Linked DNA regions of Mus musculus: regions 1 and 2 are each linked to region 3. The links are chromatin loops, found by intact Hi-C in ENCODE. Cell type or tissue: heart. All regions are shown on one strand.

Region 1 (5,000 bases), 67 kb after region 3:
CAGACAACCACCAGAGGCCAAAGGGCAGCCTTGGCCTTTACCACAGTTTTGCTCAAGATACACAGTCAAAGGGTGGCAGGAAGTGAGTTGCAGCAACCTCAAGCGATGTGTGAAAGTTTCCAATTAGAAATTCAAAGAACTCATCATGTTTAATGGAAAAGTGAAACAAATTCTTTCTTGTGCTTCTTGTCCTTGGTTGTTCTCAGTTGAGGGCTGGATCTACAGCAGCAGGGACACGGTGATGGTTCATTCCCTGATATCTGCAGAATCTGAGGTGATGGGAAGGAAGCCAATCAGAGATTTAGGTTCAGGCCCAAACATTGCCTGAGCTAGACTGAGTGTTTATAATACGTTGTTGATAAAGTTTTATTGGTACACACTGTGTCTGCTGGTGTACATTCAATACTGTTTTTACAGTACAAGGATGAAATCGAGTAGCTGGCACAGACTAGGCACACAAAATTAACCCTCTTCCAAATTTGCTCTCTAGATCTTAAAAAGAAATGTGACAGCCATTTTCTAATTCATTGAGTCTTTTTTTTTTTTTCTGTGTAAAGGACTCCTTTGAAAATATGGTGGCACCTAAATGCATAACTTCTGTTGAAGAAGTTGATGACCTTCTGACTAAGGTATCAGGTAACTATACCTGATATCAGGTAACTTGGTAGATCCTCTCACATGCGTGGGTTGATGCAGAACATTCTGGCTCATCCTAAGAGTAGCTTCAGAGGGTGTGAAGGACATCTGATTTGGCTCCTAGATTATTCACCCACTGCAATGACAGTTATGATAAATAAAAACAACCTTAAGTTACCAGCCAGAGGCTGTGAGCTCTCTTGGCTCTGCTTTACCTTGTGTGACCTTCGGGAAGTCATCTGGACCTTGGTTCTCCCAGATGTCTGATGAGATATCAGGATTTTTAAAAAATTTATTTTTAGCTTATGTGTATGAGTTTTTTGTCTACATATGTGTATGTGCACCATGTGCATGCTGGGCACCTGTGGAGGTGAGAAGAAGACTCCGTGGAACCGGGGTTGTAGATGCTTGTGAGCCTCTCTGTAGGTCTTGAGAACCAGATTTGGGTCTTCTATGAGCAGCCAGTACTCTTAGCCACTGAACTCTTTCTCCAGCTCTAGAAACAGGTTGTTTTGTTTTGTTTTCAGGCGATACTTCTATTATCTCCAAGGGTCTAAAATGTGTTTCCGGATGTGAAGGGCTAGAACATTGTGATTTATATATTTTTAAGACACTTGGATCTGTTTGGCTATCCAGAACCATGGTCTGCAGCGGCTAATTTAGTTAATTCCATAATGTCTGCGATCTGGGATTTGATTACTATATTGGATATTTGGTATTTGAGGAGGAAGGTCTGCCATGCCTGTCTCTACCCTTGACCCTGGTCATCTGTCCTGATCCATCCAGCTGTCACCGAATGGAGGCTCCTTAAGAGAATGTAGCCATGTGTGATTCCTCCATGGAACTCAGAAAAATAATCAAAGTCTAGACCATGGGACAGAGAGCACAAGAGGTCATCTTGGATAGACATGACCTGTCAGAGAAACTTCATGTTCATGCTGTCTTCATTTTTTAACATGATTATGTGTGCATACATACAGGGAAGACATGGCTCCACATGGGTGGTGTCTTCAGTCACCTCTCCACCTTACCTTTTGAGACAGGGTCTCTCACTGCACTTGAGCTCACAGATTGGAGAGAGCAGATGTCAGCAAGCACAGACTCTCCCAGTGTGTCTCCCCAGAACCGGGAGCTGTGCTTCACTTACTTCTTATGTGGGCTCTGGGGATTAGAACTTGGATCCCCAAGTTTGTTAACACTAAGCCATTTCATCAGTCCCTGTTGTTGATTGATGTATGGGCTTCATTGGTGTCCATTCTTTGGGAACTTGCTGCATGTTATTCAGAGGGGGTCTAGTCTGCAGGGGCTTTGATGACAGAGGCAACCTTTGTTCATAACTGCAAGGCTGCAAGAGGAAGCCCCATGTCTGTTTGATGGCTCTGCTGTCTACCGGATACAGTCTTTCTAACAGCCAGGGTTTTGAATGACCTGACCTCTTTCCCTCCCTCTGAGACTGGAAGATACCAGCTTCACTTTAGCCAGCTCAGGCAGGGAAGGCTCAGCTAGGAAGATCCTGCCCAGTATAAGGGCTGATGGTGTAGGGGTTGAATACCCAGTGGTGCAATAGTCCCTGGGACCTCCACTGTGGCTTTGTGTCACAGTGATCAGGGGACAGGAGAGGCCAGAGCAGGGAACTGCTCTGTCCAGGCCTGGCGTGCAGTGGTTTCCTGCTTTACTAAGTGGCCGTTGCTCTGTACTGATGATTCATGATGTTTGGAAAGTGTGGCTGTGCGCTGAACAGGGAAGTGAAGAATAACACAGCCAAGGTCAAGGCAGGACAAGACAGGACAGCGCCATTACCAGCCATGCACTGTGTGGAAGATACAGAGGGTGAGGGCAGTAGTAAATCGAGGTCTGGTGGTCCTTGGCAGAGTGAGCCTGTGCTCCCCCTTGCAGGTTTGCAAGTAGTGGTCACCTGTCTGTCGCTGGAAGCCAGTGCTGGTCTTGGCTGAGCTGGGCAAAAGGAGGAAGTGGAGGGTGAGTGAGTCAGCCTTTGTTTCCTCTCTGAGTCAGGGTCGGCTCCATTTCTGAGGTTGGAGCCAGGGGGCACTGTGTGGCTTTCTGTGGATTCTTTGAACTTGTAGTCAACACTGATGATCTGCCCCTTAAGGCCGCTGCCCCTTCAGTGACCTTTTAGATGAGTAAGGGGATTAAGCTGGATCCTGCAGCCCTACCACTAGCCAGACTCCCCTTTGACTCAACTGGAGCTCTTCCTGTGGTCAACGGACAGAGTCCAGGGATAGGTTTCTGGGGCTGTGCCCAGATCAGGGCATCCTTATGCCAGGAGTCAGCTCTGAAGGGGCAGCTGGGTTTGAGAGTCTCTTCTGGTGATGGGTAGTGAGGTCATCTCCCTGGGCTTCAGTCAATCCTTAGGTTGGTGATGCAGTACTAGGAAGACGAACACATGGTTAGGATGGTCATACCAGGAATTTCCACGGACAGTGCAGAGCTGACTGTGGCGGGTCAGGTACAACCTGTTCTAAGAGCATTCCTTGTGCTCAGAGATGAGATTACTCACCCAATGGAGACTTGGGACTCCTTTACAGAACACTTCTATGTCCCTGGGCCTTGGCGCCTACCCATCATCGCCTTAGATGGTTAGCGCTCTGACCTTCCAGCACATTCTTCTTATTTTTTCTTGCACATTGCATGACCAGGCAGATGGTCGGTTGGTCCTGCTCAGCCTAGCAATGTTGGTGGGGCTATGTAGCTGCAAGTAAGAATGCTGTGAGTTGAGGCAGTTGGAGCTTCTGGTACAGCGATAGGCAGGCCAGGGGCTCCCCTTGCTCTCACGCCAGCTTCCTCTGAACTCTGATTCCAATCGCTTGTCTTTGAGAAACTTCCTCTACCTCGGTAGACAACGTAAAAGATGGTGGCTTTCGATACTACGCACGGCCTCACTAGGGAGTGACTGAAAGTTCAAAGTCCCAGACATGGCCTTGGTGGCCTTTGCTAGGGCCAGGTAAATGTCAGTGGTTCCTCCATGGTGGTGGTATGGGGAGTGTTGATCTAATAACTGCTCACATCTGGGCTGTGTGATGAGCAGGTCCTTGCCTAAGACAGACAATGAGGCTCTTCCTGAGTCCCAGCATGAAGATGCAGCCTTTCTGCCCCTGCTCACCTTACCCAGAGCCTAGCAGCGAGGAGTAGGGCCCCATGGCGGGTTCATCTGTCCTTTAAGCTGTTATTTCCTGGGAGGATGTGGTGGTGGGTGAAGGTCTCCTTCTGGAGATACAAGCTTCAGGTAAAAAGCTGTGTGATTTTTTTTTTTTTTTTTTTTTTTTGAGCAGAATTCCTTGGAGAGTGCTCTTTGCAACCAAACGGAAGAACAAAAGGACAATTCTCAGAAGCACACCAAAAACGAAACCAAATAAAAACCCCATAAAAAATCCCTATGGGGTAAAGGAAATACCAGTCTGATGCCTTTTGTGTCTTGTGTTGGGTCATAAAGGGCAGGCTCTCTAAGAGGTGGTGTCAACAGTGGCAATGTGGCAATGTTTGGACTCCAGAGAGAATGCTCTGGAAAACAATAGAAGGTGACACCCACGTGTCTATGTGACTGGCAGCCATCAGGGACAGCCTCATGGCCAGGGCATGTATGGAGCCTGGGAGAGGCACTGGGCAGGAAGGAGCTCAAAGTTTGCACATGGTCACCGAGAGCTGGCAACTGGGCTTGTCCCTTCTGGGCATGACTGATGTCAGAGGATCTCTGACCTCCACTTAGTCACTAGATACCAGTCTGGAACTCTCTTTGAAGATGAAGTAAACACTCACAGTGCTGATAATAACAGCTGGGTGATGTCACACGGTTATCTGTAGCTTGAAGAGCTGCACCTGGGTGCTGGAGTGACTGACAGGCATCAGACTTTCTGTTCCCTCATGGGCCTTCTGCACGAGGGGCCACAGTTTGGGGGCGTGGTTCAGAGGCTGCTTCAAGGATGGAGCTGAGGATGCGGTGACTTTCACTCTTGTTTCAGGAGGTGACAACATGCCAGGGATGGAGCTGTGCTGTCAACCACAGCAGCTGCGTGTGGCCTGTGGCTGGCAGCTCGGCCTACATGGGTACCTGCCATGAGGCTTGTGGGAGATTTCGGTTCTGCTCTGTGGCTTTGAGCAGCAGGGAAGCCATGGTGTGTGTGTGTGTGTGTGTGTGTCTTTATTGGGGTATGTGAACAAGAGCTCACATAGCTCAGGCTGGCCTCAAACACACTAAGTAGCCAAGGCTGGCTGACCTTCAGCTCAGTGCTGAGATCACAAGTGTGCACTGCTATACCCAGCTTCTGTGTGCTGTTTGCTGAGCTCTCTGCCCTGGAGGCAGCTCTGAGCCTTTCAGGACTGACCCATCCAGCTTGTCATTGATTGAC
Region 2 (5,000 bases), 77 kb after region 3:
GGACAAGCTTAGCATCCTAAGTCTATCCATCCAGGATCATCACCATATAGCTCTGCATGTGTGGGCTGCCATTGGTCCTGCTTTGCAGGGACACTGGAAGCCGTGGTCCTGCATGAGTGGGACAAGCCAGGTCAGGTAACCAGGACAACATCTGCTTATCACCTTTACTCATACCACAAATACACAGACTGGCCCCTGTGCTGTTATCTGACATCTTTGTGAAGCCTTTACTTGAACACCTGCCAGCAGCTATGTGTCCATCCCCTTATTCGGGAAATAGCATACCCATGAAGCTCATGGTGGAATTCCTGCTAAGAGTCAATGTTCTTATTGGGACAGGTAGGTTGGTAGAGTCAGTCTGTTGAGCGGCATAGGATGGGGGAAGGATCAGGCTCCTTCTTTCCTTGTGATCTGAGGAAAATGCTGTCCATGCAGGATCTCCGCTTGGGTCCCTCACTGGGCCCTCATCTCAATCACTACCTTTCTCAGGAAAATGTCTAACATGAGACTTGAGTTGAGAGCATGTGCCATGGCAGGAACATGCTGCCTTGTGCACATCTGTGGATCAAGACATTAACATGTTATGCTAATAAGATATGAAAAAAATTCATCCTTGGTAGAGTACCAGTGACAGACCAGAGTAACAATTCCCCTGAAGTCCAACTCGATGAAGCAATCAATGAGCAAGGGTGATGGAAGTGTTACTTCTAGGCTCCTGGATGACTCAAAGGAAGCTGTAGCACTAGAAGTCCCATTCCAGTATGTGCAATGATTCCCAGAAGCTCTATCTCTGGAGCTTCCCATACCACTTGAAGGCAGCTTGACTGGTGGGAAAGTCTCTTCTCCCCAGTAAATGTTTCTGCTCATATAGCCTTTGGGAGAAGCATTGTGTATCTTGTAAGTCTTAGGAACTTCATGAGATTTGTGAGTTGTTGTTGTTGTCTTTTTCTTGTTTTTTTTTTTTTTTTTTTTTTTCTGGAGCCTTGAAAGCTTCATTTTACTTTCGGAATCTTAACTCTCCTCTGAGATAGAGTGGCTTGGTTTAGAGAAAACTGCCATACAATAGATGCATTTGAAAGGACATAAAGGAGCCCCACTGTGTGAAGCACCTCTGCAGTGACCCCAAAACAGTTAGGTAGGTCTCCTGTGAGGAAGAAGTCCCCGTGAGGATACAGTGAAGAAGTGAGAGCCTTTAGCAGGCTGTTCCCAGCCAAGATGCCTACTCCCTTGCTGTCAGTCCAGCCCTTAGTGTGTGCCCCCGGGACTCAGAGCTCTCAAGCAGTACTGGAAGGTTACATGCAGGTGGCCACCATTTCTTTCCATCCTAACTTCCTTCTGTGCCTTCATTTTCCAGGTGAGGAAGAGAGAAGAAGAGTGAGGAAGCTGGCTTTAACTCCCTGTGTCAGAGTTCAGCCTCCTACAGGCCTCTTGGAACGTTTGCATTGTAGGTAAGCAGAAGGGTAGTCACCCCCTCTCAACAATAGCCAATGGGTGTCATGACAGGAGAGGCAGGACTCCGGTACACAGGACCACATAAAGGCCCACTGTTCCCATGGAAGGCACACGGATTTGCCTTTGGTTAGACACACCCACTTCCATCCACCCCCGGGTATGGGGTTAGAATGTTCTTCATTGTTAACTCACACACTGTTATTTCCCAAACCTGCCCAGCCCCTCCCAAAAGCTTTGAGTCCTGTTTACCATCTTTGTTTTCTAAAACAATTCATTCTCTTTGTTCAGCTGCCCATCCATCCATCTACGCATGTTAAATATATCTTTGCGGTGAGTTGGACTCCGTCTCTTACTGAATGGCTTTATCTGCTCATGGCAATTTCATACAGTCTCTGGTTCCCCAGACTGAGGGTGCATGCACACACATTTCATTATCTTCCCCCTCTAATTTTGGAATAGATTCCAAAATTTCTCTTCTTTCTGTGTATGTGTTTTCCCCCATGACCTCATGCCTGTAAGACTGTTTGGGACACTGGCTTACAAAATGCTCCCTGTTCTGAAGCCTCCTGATACCCTTGCTTTCTAGAGCAGAGGATGGTGGGGCCAGCAGGATATTCACGCTTGCTCTCTGCTTTTACACCCAACCCCATCTGGGGCCTCATTGGTGCCTATTAGGACAAAGCCTTGGGGTCAAGGTCTTATCCCATAAAAACTATTTATTTATTTTTAATTCATTGAAGTATTTTTTTAGTATATAAAATAATGGATTTCACATGATGACATTTTCATCCATATACTTTGTATTTGTTTCCTTATTATCCTCCCCCATCCTTCCTCCACTACTCACTCATTGTCCCCCTCTCCCTTTCCTCTAAGACTTGCCGCTTTTATGCCATTTATATATGTGAATATAGCTAAATCTAGTTCCATACATGAGAGAAGACATATGACATTTTATCTTTCTTCCCTCATTCCCCTCCCTCACCCCTCTCCCACTCCCTTCCCTTTCCTGACTTCCCTCCCCATCTCCTCTCCCCCACCTCCTCTCCCCCCACCTCCTTTAAGTTCTCCTTTCCCATATAGACCCAGTTCTACCTTCATATTATATATGATTCTTTCTTCAAAGAGTCACATCATATTCATATATATAATGCATATACAAACCAAATGCATATACAAACCAGCTGCAAAAAAAGCTGCCTGAGGGAAACAAAAAACAAAAACCCCAGAAAACTAGAGTCCTTTTACTCCAGAAACAAGTAGACTTTTTGAGACTAGCCACCCAGAAAGCAACCCCCTCTAATACCCACAGCATGCTCTGTGGAAGCAGTCATGCATGTGTGTCCATGTGAGTGCATGTGTAATCGTGCATGTGCATATGTGCATGAACCTGTGTATGCACACATGCATTATGTATGTGTGTGGGTATATGCAGGTGCAATTTAAATAAAAACAGCAGCATTTCTGGTCTGGATCTAGAGTGCTTGGCCAGCCTTGCAATGCTATTTTCACTAGCTCCGTTCTGACAAGGGGGCAGCTGCTACTGTTTGATGTGTGGAGAACACATCTCCTGGGAAGAGACAGGGGGAGCCAGGACACCAGGCTGAGTGGCCTCAGAGCAGGGCGCATGCTCGTCAAGATTCTATTTCAGGATTGTCTGAGACCAGTGTGTGTTCTTGCCACAGAGGAATGCTCCCTTGGAGGGGATGGCTAACCTGGCCAGGCAAGGCAGGAATGCACAGCCTGTGGTGGTGACGCCTCCTCCCAGCAATGTGTCCTGCTTCCTGCTTTGAGTCACATGAACATTTTTATTTTTTGTCTGCCTCCCACTACAGCCTGCATTCTGCCCTGCAGTGTTGTCAGGGTGGGGTGGGGGGTGGGGGTGGGGGGATCTTCTGCGTCTGGAAGCTGTGTTGTAAAACTCAGAGCTGTTTTCAGCATGACTCTGTGACGTGTAAAGATGTTGGGAGGAGGGAGGGACACAGGAAGGGAAAGGAGAGAGGAAGGAGGGCAAAAGGAGAAAGGGAGAGAAGCATCTCACTGACGTCAAAGGAGACCGCATTCTACAGGGTAACATTACTGGTACCTCCACCATCCACCCCTTCTAATTTACTAGAAACTGAACAGCCTGTTCGGAGACCCAGAGCGCTGCTTGCTGCTCTCCCCTCCTCCAACGCCTCCCTGCCTCATGTTCTCCTTTGACCAAAAGAGCCATTAATTGTTGGGAGTTTGAAAGCTACCTGATTCCTTGGTACAGAGGGGATTTCCACGAGTCATAATTCAGTCCCTGCTTGTGAGGACACTGTAGCTGAAGTAAATTGATCCAGCTGATGACAAAGGGCCCCTGGGGACAGAGAGGTCAGCTCTGCAGCTGGGGCAGCTGCTGGGGTTGTCACATGACTGGCTGTGCTTGCTCAGGCTTGCCCCCAGTGCCCTCATGATCTTCCTGCACACACACACACACACACTCACACACCCCATCCCCCAGTCCCTGCATCCCTTGCAATCTCTTCTTTGCCTCTCTAGAAGGCCAGGATTTGCAGCCTGTCTGGCTTCCTGAGGTGAAGGTGATTTTCCAGGAAGTTGCCAGCCTCCTTCTCCACTTGAAATGTGGGATTACTACTGGCAAGATGGCTCAGTCGGTAATGTACTGGCCACACAAGCACGAAGACCTGAGTTCAATCCTCCAGAACTCACATAAAAAACTGTTTGGTGACATGTGCTTGCAAGCCCAGTGCTAGGAAAGTAGAAACAGCTCTCTGGGTCTTGCTGGCCAGTCAACCTAGTAGCTTAATAGGTGAGCGCAGAGCCAGTGAGAGACCCTGTCTCAGAACACAGGATGGATGGCTCCCAAAGAATGATAGCCAAGGTTGATCTTTGACCTCCCCATGCACTGACACACATATGTCAGTGTGACATACACAGGTACATGTACAAATTCAAAACAGAGTGGCTCCCTCCTGGTAGTCCTCTTTGCTGCCCTGACAGGTTCTATGGTGTTTTGCTGAAACCTCTCTCCATTCTGCTATCTGGACATGCAGGACCTGTTCACGAATACGGTCTGGCAACACTAACTTGTAACCTGGAGTTCCAGAAACAGCCGATTCCACTACCCAGATGGTAGAGTTCAAGCCGCTGGCTAGCCAAGGCTGCACAAGTTAATTTTTATCCCAGTAAAAAATAATAAACACCGCATTAGCAACTACATGTTTATCAATTTGCAGTTCATTTCCAGCCAGACCATCTCCCTCCTGTGTGTTTTTACTGCTGGCTGATGATCCGGAGTACGTTTTGTGAAACCATATGTGGCTATTTAAGCCCTGGCCTCCGTTGCATTTATGCGATGTTTTCCACCTTAATTGTATGACGCTATTTGGCTCCTAGTGCTATGGCGTTCGACTAGCGCATCCAAAATGCTAAAGAAACTGCAGTAAAGCCACAGGACTTGCTAGGGGGTCACCTGGCAGCTCAGAGACCTGTGCTGCTGCAGTAAGGATTTTATATTTCCGCTTTTATAAGAAGTCCCAGCAAGCACGTGTTAAATCATC
Region 3 (5,000 bases):
ATCTTTCTCCCAAGACTTAGGCTGACAGCACTGCCCTCCCACCTAAGGAGATCGCAAGGAGATAGGCTGTGGCTCCTAAGGAATTTGCTGTGGGAAAAAATATTTCTCCAAACGATGACCAGGAAATATTGTCCTGACCAAGGTTGCTGCATGTGCTATCTTGGAAGCATGAGCTGAGGACTGAGTGCTATGTGATCTTCAACAGGGCCCAGTTCTCAGGCTCAGAACAGCCACCCCACACAGGCCACTAAGACCTCACTATCTCCCTTGGTTTACATTGCCATGCTCTCCTGTAGGACAGCCTTGACCTTGAGCAGGACCTAGGCTGGCTGGCTCAGCCTGTATGGAGGTGGGAGGCCACTCTCTGCTGACTCAGACCTGGCCTAGGGCAAGTTCATGCCTCCAGCCTGTGAGTAACACACTGGTGTTTCAGCTTCAAAGGCCTTCCCAGGATTAACCAATTAGTCACCCAGGAGAGCCACAGTGCGGGTTACTGTTGTCTTCACTAGGCTGGAACTGAGGGAGGGAGGGAGTAGGATCTCACTGCAGAGCAGCAGCAGCAATGAGGTGTAGGGTGTCCCACAGCGTGGGAGGGACAGGATGAGGCAAGATGGAGTTGGAGCTGATCACTGAATGAGAGTGAGAGACCTGGGGGAAGTCTCCGGGTCGGGGAGTGGGGGTTCTGGAGAGTCATGGTTCCATGCAAGGAACATCCTTCTTGGGACTGGGGAGATGGCTCAGCAGGTAAAGTGTTTGCTATGTTAGCTTAAGGACCTGAGTTCAGATCTTCCACAGATTACAGATCTTCCACACCCATATAAAAAGCTGGGCTTGTTGGGTCACATGCCTGTGACCCCAGAGCTGGGGCTGAGACATGGAAGACAAGAAGAGCTTTAGAGCTCTCTGCCCAGCTAGTTTAGCCAAAGCAGTGATGTCTAGGTTCAGTGAGAAAGTGTTGCACAGTAGAGAAAGGCTCTAAAGTCAGTGTCTGGCTTCCATCCACACACGCACACAGATGAACACACTTAAACACACACACATGCACAGATGAACTCATTTGTACACACACATACACACACTCATACAGATGAACTCACACACAGATGAGCTCACACACTCTCACACACAGATGAACTAACTCACACACACACACATACACAGATGAACACACTTACACATGCACAGTTAAGTTATACCCATAAGCATACACTGACACAGATGAACTCACACACACATGCATGCACTCTCACACACACATACACACAGATGAACTTACACATATACACACCTACACACATGCACACACACACATACAAGCATACACACACAGGTACTCACACATGCACACACACACACATGCACACAGACATGCATGCCCGGACACACATGCATGCATGCACACACATGTGCACACACAGATGAACTCACTTCCACACACACTCACATGCAGAGGAGGGAGGAAGAGGGGGTGTTGGTAGGGGAACTGGCCCATGAGGGCCACCATGTGTTCTCACCATTGCAGCCCAAACTTATCCTGCCCTTCTGAGCCTTCCTGGCAACTGTAGCAGGAATCTTGGAACAGTTTTTGGTGTGTGTGTGTGTGTGTGTGTGTGTGTGTGTGTGTGTGTGTGTCTGAGAGGGGGGGGGAGGGGAGGGGGAGAGAGGGAGAGAGAGAGATTCTTTTGGTGCAGGGAGAAACTTTTGAACCTTTGAGAGAGTATTTCACATATCCTAGGCTGACTTTGAACTTGCTCTGTCTGTAGATGGCCATAGTCTTGAATTCTTGATCCTTCTGCCTTCACCTCCTGAGTGCTGGGATTACAGGCGTGTGCCATCACATTCAGTTGAGTGTGAGGATTTGGGGACTGAGGGATCATAAAGACCTGCCACTCAAGTATCTTGCACATAACTATTGTAATATGGCCACACATGTGTCCCCCTCAGGTACGTAGTGAAGAAGGTGGGGTTCTTAGAGGAAAGTTAGTGTCTTGGAAGCTGATCGGACAAGCCCTTCTGTGAAGTCTCTCCACAGCTGCTTTTTATAACCTTGGCATCAGCATGAGCTTGGCAATGCCAGCACAGTGTAGCTGGAAAATATTTTCTGCCATTTGAAAACACACACACACACACACACACACACACACACACACACACACACTTGGAAAGGGGAAGAAGGGGGGAAAAGAACCCAGCCAACAACAAACAGAAGTTGTGAATGGTACAGAATGTCTTTGTGGAGTGCTTCCCACCCCCATTACTGCTCCAGTTCATTTTCTCTGCTGCCGATTTTAGAAGGTCAGAAGTCATTGTTGTTGTTAGGCTTTGCCAGTAGAAATGTAACTCTAAGAGAAGAGTCATGTCATAGGCTGTGGCCAGAAAGCCTTTGGAAAGCTGCTCTGGTGGGAGGTACACCTTTATCTGTGAACAGAACCCAGGTATTTTCTGGTAGGTGCTCTAGGGTGGGCCTGCCTCTCAGGAACTCAGGCTAAGGGAATCTCCAAAGCGCCCCCTAACAGGAAAAAGGGTTGATGCACCAAGCTGTCAGCTGTTCCATGTGACTCAGAAACAGAGTCCCTGTTGTTGACGGCAACCCGTAGAGAGGTCTAGATAAGGCTAAACTTGCCCGCTCACAAACTCCCTAACTTGGAAGAAGTGAAAGCTAGGAAGGACAGTAGCCAGGTCAGTGGTCTGAGCTTTGAGACTCTAGCAGGTTGAACATTTGGTTGACCTGGAAGACTGGAGGAGGCAGGTAGGGTCCTGTGATCTCCTCTGGCAGTTTCAATGACAATCAAAGTGAAGAACACAGCTGATTGACATTTCTAATGCCTGAGCTTAGGACCAGCCATAAAAACCCAAAGCCCAGCAAGGTGCCTGCAGCATAGTCAGCCATTGGTATGGAGGATGGCCCCACCATCTCTCTCTCTCCTCTCTCCTGTTATTCTCCATGGCTGGCCATTCCCAGAGGGAGGGGGACACTGTGGACCGGAGTCATCTCTGTCCACAGAGCTGGAACTGGGATGGTTGCTCCAAACGCTGTGTGTGTTTGTAGATAGTTGTGTGAGACCCAGGATTAAAGGCAGCTCTAGTAAGTCCAGTCCCAGAATCAGCCCCCGAGATGCTGAGCTGCCTGCACCTAAGGTGACTGTGATGGTTTGTATATGTTTGGCTCAGGGAGTGGCACTATTAGGACTGTGTAGATTTGTGATCCCAGCATGGAGGCTGAGGAGGAAGCAGGGGAAGGGAGATGCCTGGGGTGGATGCCGTTCTAGCTGAACTGATGAGCTTTGTTACAGAACCAAAACTGTGCAGAGTGATAGAGGAAGACACTGGGCACCAACTTCTGGCTCTTCATGCATGTGCATGAATATGTCCACATGCCCACACGAATATGCCCATATACGCCACATACATACACATATGAAGCAACAACAATTTTGCTGAAAGGACCCTGATATAGATGTCTCTTGTGAGACTAGGCCGGGGCCTAGCAAACACATAAGTAGATGCTCACAGTCAGCTATTGGATGGAGCACAGCGCACCCAATGGAGGAGCTAGAGAAAGTATCCAAGGAGCTAAAGAGATCTGCAACCCTGTAGGTGCAACAACATTATGAACTAACCAGTACTCCGGAGCTCTTGACTCTAGCTGCATATGTATCAAAAGATGGCCTAGTTGGCCATCACTGGAAAGAGAGGCCCATTGGACACGCAAACTTTATATGCCCCAGTACAGGGGAATGCCAGGGCCAAAAAAAATGGGAATGGGTGGGTAGGGAAGTGGGGGGGGGGTATGGAGGACTTTTGGGATAGCATTCTAAATGTAATTGAGGAAAATACGTAATAATAAAAAATATTTTAAAAAATGAAGCAACAACAAAAAATACCAAGTGTATGCTCTATCATCTATGCATGCTCCTTCATATATGTATGCTCCATCATCTATACTCCATCATATGTATGCTCCATCATATATGTATGCTCCATTATATATATATGCTCCATCATGTGTTTGCTCCATCATCTATGCATGCTCCATCATCTATGCATGCTCCATCATCTATGTATGCTCCATCATCTATGCATGCTCCATCATATATGTATGTTCTATCATATATGTTCTATCATATATGTATGCTCCATCATATATGTGTGCTCTATCATATATGTATGCTCCATCATGCATGCTCCATCATATAGACTTTTGGAGACAATTCTTTCTGAGTAGCAGGTAGTAGTGGGTAGTAGGATTCCTGAGTTCAATTCCCAGCAACTACATGGTGGCTCACAACCATTTATAATGGGATCTGATGCCCTCTTCTGGTGTGTCTGAAGACAGGGACAGACAGTGTACTCACACAAATAAACAAACAAGTACATCTTAAAAAAATCTTTCTTCGTGCCGTGTGTGTGGTTCCCATCCAGAATCCAGCACTCTGGAGGCTGAGGCAGCAGGCTAGAGCAGACATTTGAGGCCACCCTGGACCACAGTGGGAGTTAAAGACTTGCCTGGGTTATATATAGCAAGGCCCCATCTCAAAAAACAACAATAACGTTTTTTTTTTAAAGGATGGGGTGGGGTTGGGTGAGAAGGGACAGCCACTGCTGTCTGAGTCCCTCAGCGCTGTCAGATTGCTAAGTCAGCTTTTCCAGCAGATGGCTCAAACAGAGAGGGCATTGGGGGACAGGCACTTATTTCCATTCGGCACGCATGGTCTGCCTGAGACCTCTCTGTCCTCTGGGCACAGCTTCTGACAATTTGGAAAGACTCAGGAAATGAACTAGAATTTTTTAAATTCCCTCCTCTTCCTTTTCCAAGTCAGAGATGCCTTCCTGAAAGAGACAAAACAAAAGACCTGTGACTGCCTTCCGATGGAGAGGCTCATTCTGTATGGTGGGCTCAGGATGGCCCTCCTGGTGGACGTGTAGGAGAGGCATAGGCCATAGGAAGAGGCAGTGGGGGCCCGGAGACAGCTGTGGGCACTGAACACTCAGACAGTGAC

Evidence for each region. Hi-C counts contacts between places; a loop is a spot of excess contacts. Peaks named below come from ENCODE experiments on the same cell type or tissue, not always from the same donor. Only the 100,000 strongest peaks of a DNase experiment are listed, where the experiment ranks them.
Region 1: it touches region 3 in a loop (3.0-fold over the local background); 9 of 42 quality-filtered maps call a loop at or near these places.
Region 2: it touches region 3 in a loop (5-fold over the local background); 7 of 42 quality-filtered maps call a loop at or near these places.

What each region holds. Positions count from the first base shown.
Region 1 is chr8:126,847,385-126,852,384 of GRCm38, reverse strand. The region is part of intron 1 of Gm31718 (a long non-coding RNA gene); the gene reads left to right. A630001O12Rik (RIKEN cDNA A630001O12 gene) reads right to left here and starts at 3,365. Exons shown (of 2, transcript NR_151740.1): 1 at 3,155-3,365; 2 at 548-3,024. In heart, a CTCF peak has its summit at 2,664; DNase peaks (open chromatin) are centred at 2,314, 2,644, 4,224, 4,434 and 1 weaker place; H3K27ac peaks cover 3,689 bases.
Region 2 is chr8:126,837,994-126,842,993 of GRCm38, reverse strand. It overlaps Gm31718 (a long non-coding RNA gene), which reads left to right. Exons shown (of 8, transcript XR_879375.3): 3 at 1,355-1,448; 4 at 1,741-1,782. Among named protein-coding and RNA genes, the nearest start is that of A630001O12Rik, 8.5 kb to the left of the region's middle. In heart, a CTCF peak has its summit at 3,034; DNase peaks (open chromatin) are centred at 3,133 and 3,843; H3K4me3 peaks cover 1,205 bases; H3K27ac peaks cover 3,274 bases.
Region 3 is chr8:126,914,876-126,919,875 of GRCm38, reverse strand. No RefSeq gene overlaps it. Among named protein-coding and RNA genes, the nearest start is that of Gm31718, 9.0 kb to the right of the region's middle. In heart, a CTCF peak has its summit at 2,503; DNase peaks (open chromatin) are centred at 405, 2,105, 2,495 and 4,625; H3K27ac peaks cover 2,585 bases.